Regions from separate parts of the Homo sapiens genome. Here region 2 is linked to region 1. The links are chromatin contacts, found by Hi-C or POLR2A ChIA-PET in ENCODE. All regions are on one chromosome and are shown on one strand. The core of a region is the stretch at or near the end of the contact, and the rest is flanking DNA. Distances in the headings are between cores, read along the strand shown.

Region 1 (3,557 bases), core at 681-3,180:
CTCATCCATGGAGGACAAAAGAAATGAGAGACTGGATTTTCATCATAGGTAACTCCAAAGTTTAGTCAATAACAATTTCTTTCAAAGGCCTTTAAGAAACCTGGGGTGTGGCCAGAGGAAAAGTACCCAGTAGGCCAACCAGGAGAGGAAGGAAATATCTATAGCTAATTTCATTTTGCATAGCACTCATTGCTGCAAAGTGCAGCAAAAGAGAGTAGCCAGTGGTGGCAGAAGCAACCCCAAGCTGCAGGGCCCTGTTGTCAAAATTTCTCTTCTTGGCACTAAGGAAACATGGCCTCAGCTTCCCTGTCGCAGTGGGCTTGCATCCCTCCACCTCAGAAATCAGAAAGGGTCTTAGAATCAGGAGCCATGAAATTCCCACCCCAACCCATTCAAGTAACAGCTGTTGGAACAGACGGGTTATCCCACCTCTCCATGTGAGTTTCTTCATTGGTAAAATGGGCTCATCTCCACCATGAGCCTTCTTCATAGGGCAACTAATCGCTCAAGTGACATGATGGATGGTTAAACACATTGGGAGGTGATCAAATTCCCCAAACATGAAGGAATAGATTACTTAAAATCTAAAGGTGAGAATACAGATGTCACACCCATCCACAGTTGAAAACAAAAAAGAAACTAGTGAATAATGCACATAAATGTACAGCTACATGCCTGGCCCATTTTGTATGGAACCCAAATTGCTCAACTAGTTTTCATGGTGCTCACCAAGATATTTCCAACTCTTTTCTCTAGGATTGGCACAGCCTATCCCCTTTATGTCTCCTATACTTTTGTCAAATTAATCACCCAGTGACTCAGGAGTTCAGAACATGAACTTACTCTTTAATACCTCCACTTGTTTGTTGGGGCATCTCCACCTCCTGGAATGCCTGTCCTCTGCATGTCTGTGTGTGCAGACCTGCTCAAATGCAGCCTCCTTCTAAAAGGAAGTCTTCGTTGATTTTCTCTGTTGTAAGTCATCTCAACCTTAATCTGAGCGCCACTTATCATTCTAAAAAATTATTTATTTATTTATTCATTTATTTATCTATTTCAGAAACAGGGTCTCACCCTGTCACCCAGGCTGGAGTGCAGTGGCATGATCACGGTTCACTGCAGCCTCAAACTCCTGGTCTCAAGTGATCCTCCCATCTCAGACTCCTGAGCAGGTGAGACTATAGACATGTGCCATCACACCTGGCTAATATATATATATATATATATATATATATGTATGTATATATATATATGTGTATATATATATATATTTTAGAGATAGGGTCTCACTGTGTTTCTCAGGCTGGTTTTGAACTCTTGGTCTCAAGCAATCCTCCCACCTCAGTCTCCCAAAGTTGAGATTACAGGTGTGAGTTACTGTGCCCAGCCCCTTATCATTTTTATTTGTACTTCACATTCTAATAATTTGTCTTCTCCTGAGTTTGTTGTTTCCTTGAGAACAAGGATTATGCCCGTTACCTAATGGATGACATTTATCAAACACTTAACATGTGTGATCTCTTTTAACCATCACAGCTAAATAAGGCTGTTGATACTGGTAGTTTTCATTTTGGAAATGAAGTAACAGGGGCCCAGAGAGGTTAAGAAAGTTGCCAGAGTTCACAGGTATTAGGTGAAGTCAAATTGGAAACCAGGGATTTCCAGTGTAAATCCTTAATTCTTAACATCCATGCCTCCATTTATTGTAGGTGTTTGGCACAGGAAGTGCTTAATAAATGCTTCTTAATTGAGTGAATGAATAAATACATGAATGAAGAAAGTGTGAATCTTCTAGTATGAATGTTCTCACTCCATGTGCAGGACCTCACATCCTCTTTCCATAGTGACTGCACAATGAATGTTTGCTGAGTTCAATGACTGAAAGGATCTATACTAGGGCAGATGTCTAGGGGACTGCTGAGACAAGAAGGCCGCAGAGGTGAGTCATTTTTCAACAGACGTGAGTCCTGTTTTTTGGGGGCTTACATTTTAGGAAGATGAGCATTGACTGGTATTTTTCAAGTTTAGGGAAGGGTAGATGTTGGCAGAGAAAAGATTATTCAACCTCAGAGAATGATCAACAGAATATTCAGAGGTAACCGGTAAGACAAGTCTAATTCTGAGCATGAATAAGCTTCTCCTTAAAGAGGAAATTGAACTGAAGATCACGAAGAATAACTAGATGACTCACCCATCAAAATAGGAAGTTCTCTCTGGTAAGGAAGATGGTGGCATTGAGGTGGCAGAAACCACAAAGATCCTCCTCAAACACTTACCACATAGCAGACTTCACTCTTGCTACTTGGGCTACTGTCTCTGGAGTGGAAGACCTGTCCACTGACCAGGACTTGATAGAGGCAGTGAAGCACTGTGTTAAAAAGACCCCAGGCCCTGGAGCCGCTGCCTCGCTCTGAACAAAGACTCCCTCATGTAGCAGCTGTACAAACTTGGGCATTTGTAAAAGTAGATATAATAACAGTTCCTTATGCACCGACTTATTATGAAGACTGAGAGTTAATAGCTGTAAGTGTATAGAACAGTGCCTGGCTTGTACTAAGCATTCACTGGAGGTTAGCTATTTTTATTGTGCTTCTATTGCTGACTCTAATTGTTTGTATATTTGAACTGAAGAATTCTCAGTGAGTTTTAGAAGGAAGAGAAGATGCTTACATATCACTTGGGTATGAAACAAGAGTATAAATCATACATCTTACATCTCATAACAACTTTATTCACAAGATGATCTTCTTTCATCAGCCCAAGGACTGGCTTCTCTAAACTGCCACATAATTGTCCTCTGCAGTAGAACTCCCCATAGACCATTATGTTTTATGTTTATGGACTTTCACCCAAGACTTTAACAGCAGCAATGGAAGGATTCTGCTAAAATCTTATGTTTCATTTTCTTTTACTTTCGGACCATTGGAACTATTAGAACCCATGATCTATTGTTCGTATATAAATATTACTCTAACCTGGAAAGTAGCTCTTTCTTTATTAAGGCAAATATTTATTTAATCCATGTTTTCTATTTAAAACATCAAAATATATATTTTAAAAATGCATACATTAAAGAAAAAAATGTATGCAAAGAATTTATAACCAAATGCTGGACTTAGCATTACTGCAAAAAAATCCCACAAGTTCTGATTTTCAATTTTGCAGATAGTCTTTACTATAAACATGTTTTAGTATAAACAATTTTTAAAATTATGACTGGTAAATAAATATTTCAGAATGTTATTTATTTATTTAAGTTTGTATATCAAGCATTGCCGCTTAACACCAGATGCTACAGTTTTAATTTGCATTACTATTATTAATTTAATACATTAATAACATGCATTAAATATGAGAAACACACCAATAAATAAAGGAGATACTTCCTTAACTGACTGATGAGATAATTAAACTAATAGCCATGGAATTTTTAAAAAGTCTCAAGTTTTTTCCATACCAGCACCAGCCATATAAAATGTGTGGGCTTTGTTGGTGGATGGGACACAGAATGGGTTTGAGAAATCTGGAGAAGATGGTAGACATGGTGAAAAACAGCA
Region 2 (3,557 bases), core at 565-3,064, 610 kb before region 1:
ACTGCAGTGGCCTCCCATCTATTCCAGGACCACCTCCTTTTTCAATCAAGGTTGCCTTATAAATGCACCTCAGTATCTGGCCAGGATGGTCCCAGTTGCTCATTCTGCTTGTTTTGGAAATTTCTTTTACCTATTTTGCCTGTTTATTGTCAAGACAATTTAGAAATTTTTGGTTAAAATTCAAGAATAACTGACCTGTGAGTTGTACTGTGATTGCATGAAATGTAGGGAAAACAACGGTTTAACAACCTCTATGTTTCCTTTTAAGAATAAGCCTATTTAGTTTGTTATAAAGAAACCATTTTACATTAATTCTCATTGCAAAACTTGTATTTGGCTGGTGAGGAGGAAAGTGGGGTCAAAACAGTGCAGCGAGGGAGCAACAGCATAGAAGGTAGGCAAGCTTTTTTAAGACAGAACTCCCCCCAGACATGGTAAGCACTGATATGTTATAATATCGCATGTCTCCATGTAGTACTTTCCAAGATGTTTGAAACCAAAACAGTTTAGAATACTCTCCCACCTCAGGGTCTTCCCTCCTTACAGCATTTTTCTGATAAATAGGAATTCCCCCTTAGGGATTCCCTAAAGTAAAACTGTTGCAGTCCATTCTGTTATATAATTAACTACACTGACAAGTAGAGATGTAATAGAACGTAATTGTTACTCTGGTTCCAACTTAATATCTACTACACACAAAGCCTTATGGAAGACATGCCCGAAATATGAAAACCATCACCCTTAATGTGGTGGATATGGTAGATCGACACTCAAACTTCCCATATTGCACAGGCTGTCTTGCAGGTAAGGTTTGATTGCAAAAGAAATTCTGCCAAAATATATGTAATTGGCTTGATATTTGAAAGGCAAAAGTAAGATGGAAGACATGTTTCTGCTGTTTGCCCTGTTTTCTGTTAGAAGAATGGTGACACAGACATGGGGTTTTTCAGCATCTGTGTTCTCATATTGAGTCTTCAGCTTGGTGGCTGTCAAAAAGCAGCCGTGACAAAAAGAGTAAGTAGCTGGACTCATGTCTCAGTGTCCAGCTACCATCATTCTGACTATGGCTTTTGATCTCTGTTTCACAAGTTTTGTGATGTATCACTGAACTCAGTAATTCCCATGGTGGCTTCACCATTTTTGTCTTGCTTGATTGTAGAAAATGGAATAATTTTGTGCAGTTTTGTGATTCATTTCTGGAGACAGCCTCGATTCTGCTCCATGCAGTCCATCTAATTACTTCTGTGAAACACCCTGTATTAAGTACCTTCCACTTAAAATATCTAAAGTGGTTTGTTTCCTATAGTGAATCCTGACTGAAACTCCCTCAAGATCCTTACAAACTCCCTCAAGATCCTTATGGGCAATAATGATATTTTATCAACAACAGACAGGTTCAAATTCATCAAGCAAATAAATCCTGAGTGCCTATGCAAAGCACTTGGATCACCTCTAGAAGAGCCGTGCACAGAGCACACCCAGTGCCGTCCCTCTCAAAGCTCCCAGTCCAGGGGGAAGAGGCATGCTACAACTCCAGAAGTACTGAGTGATATGGAGGAAGCCAGCAGAAAGCCGAATCTAGTCTGATCTCCGCACGCTAGCCTCAGCTCTATCACTCACCAGCCCTGTTTTCTAACCCAGGGGGCTAGATGAATGAAAGTCCCTTTCTCTCCAACATTCCACACCTCCACAGATGAGTCTTTGTACTCATGAGGGAATTTACTTGGATTTAAGTCCTAACAAGACTTCCTAAATCTTCAGTTCCCTAAATCTGAAGGTCAGAACACAAAGGTCACATAACACACATGCCCGATACAGTTTAAAAGGGAATAGGAATCTGTGACCCCGAAGTATTCTGTGGCAGCCTACAACTAGAAAGCCTCGAGGAGAAAAATCCAAAATTGTGGTTGCAGTACTTGTTAAGAACAGCAGAGAACAAACAGTGTCTTCAGGGTCTCTCTCTTCTTGGAAAATTTCTGCCTCCATGTCTGACAAGAAGGAAGATTATTTACAGACACTGGTTTCTCTTAAAGTACTCAGACCAATAGGTATAGTAAAAGAAATATTAGGCAAATGCAGTAATGCTTAGATCTCTCAAGAAAAGCCACTAATTTCCTTATGTGTCAGACAAGAAAATCTTTGAAACTCATAAATGAGAAGGAGTTTTTGTAGACGGAAAGAAAAACAGCAAGAGAGATCTAGTAAGACGTCTAAACCCAGTTCTGGCACCCGGTCCAGCAGTGGCTGCAGGCCAGGGCCTTCCAGGCCTCACTGAGCCTTAATTTCCTCACCTGTAAAATGGAGACAACAATCCTGCCTAGCTTATCCCATGGGTGTTTATGCTGATCAAGTGAAATACTAAACGTAAGAGCATTTTGTAAATAGCAGAGTGATATACATGTGAAGGAAGACTATTAATAAAGGAATTTCAAAGGAAAGCTATAAATAGTACTTTTTAAAGCCCAGGCAGCAAAAGAAAATGTAAATATAGCAGTGATTTTACAATTTTGTGATCTAGAGGAAGAAATGGTGATCAGAATTGTGACAAACAATGATGTCCAAAAGAGAAGAGAAACCAGCTCGGCTCTGTCATAATTGTCTCAGTTCCTGTACCACACACAACAATGGAAAGATTGCAGGGAGGGGCAGGAGCAGGCCTGTGACTGTGGCACACCAAAGACACGGAGACACAGCTCCAAGAAAATGACGCTTCTACCTCTGTAATAATAACAGTCAGAATCTCATGCTGTGGGTCCTCTATGGATCTGAAAGTGGCTTATGCAAGTGACTTTACCACTTTCTCAGTTTTATCTCTTGGAAGGAACACAATTGGACAGAGTGAGGCCAAACTCCAGGTTTGCTCACCTGGATGAACAGAAATGCAAAGGCAGATCTCACCCACAGTTAGATTTCAGGACCCAGAGGGGATAGGCAGGTTCAGACAAGATTCAGGCAACAACTCACCCAGATTTCTTTCTTTTTTTCTTTTCTTTTTTTTTTTGAGACGGAGTCCCATTTTTTTTTTTTTTTTTTTGAGACGGAGTCCCACTCTGTTGCCCAGACTAGAGTACAGTGGCACAATCTTGGCTCACTGCAACCTCTGCCTCCCGGGTTCAAGTGATTCTCCTGCCTCAGCCTCCTGAGTAGCCAGGATTATAGGCTCCTGCCACCACACCTGGCTAACTTTAGTATTTTTAGTACAGATGGCGTTTCGCCACATTGGCCAGGCTGGTCTCGAACTCCTGACCTCAGGTGATCCACCCACCTTGGCCTCCCAAAGTGCTGGGATTACAGACGTGAGCCACCACGCCCAGTCTCAGATTTCTAAGAGACCATGGAGGGAAACTAAGCAGGAGGTCAAGCACAGCCAAAACTGCTCAGTGCCCTCCATCCTCAATCCACTGTCAAGCGGTCAGGTTAGCAGACAAGTAGAACTGAGCCAAAAGTCAAGTCCCAGGCCCTTGGGCACAAAGGCACAGGAGAAGTTCTAGTTCTGAAGCAAACCAGTGACCTATTAGTCTGTACTGGGGTGTAGATATCACAAAGCTCTCCAGGGT

The links. A loop is a pair of places that touch in the nucleus more often than their neighbours do. ChIA-PET counts read pairs that join two places held with the same protein, here RNA polymerase II (POLR2A). Pooled maps may share reads with other maps.
Region 2: a loop to region 1 is called in a pooled map, with 4 times the contacts of the local background. The contact joins two enhancer-like sites. A Hi-C loop is called at or near these places in 1 of 37 single-sample maps with no recorded cell type and 7 of 50 pooled maps. POLR2A ChIA-PET finds 5 or more read pairs at or near these places in 1 of 52 experiments (activated CD4-positive, alpha-beta T cell).

What each region holds. Positions count from the first base shown.
Region 1 is chr3:187,776,189-187,779,745 of GRCh38, reverse strand. No RefSeq gene overlaps it. Among named protein-coding and RNA genes, the nearest start is that of BCL6, 32 kb to the right of the region's middle. Within about 2 kb of position 1,930, at least 7 of the 41 ENCODE cell types and tissues checked have a DNase peak (open chromatin) inside an H3K27ac peak, as active enhancers do.
Region 2 is chr3:188,389,253-188,392,809 of GRCh38, reverse strand. All of the region lies in intron 3 of LPP (LIM domain containing preferred translocation partner in lipoma), which reads right to left. Among named protein-coding and RNA genes, the nearest start is that of LPP-AS1, 180 kb to the left of the region's middle. Within about 2 kb of position 1,814, at least 18 of the 41 ENCODE cell types and tissues checked have a DNase peak (open chromatin) inside an H3K27ac peak, as active enhancers do.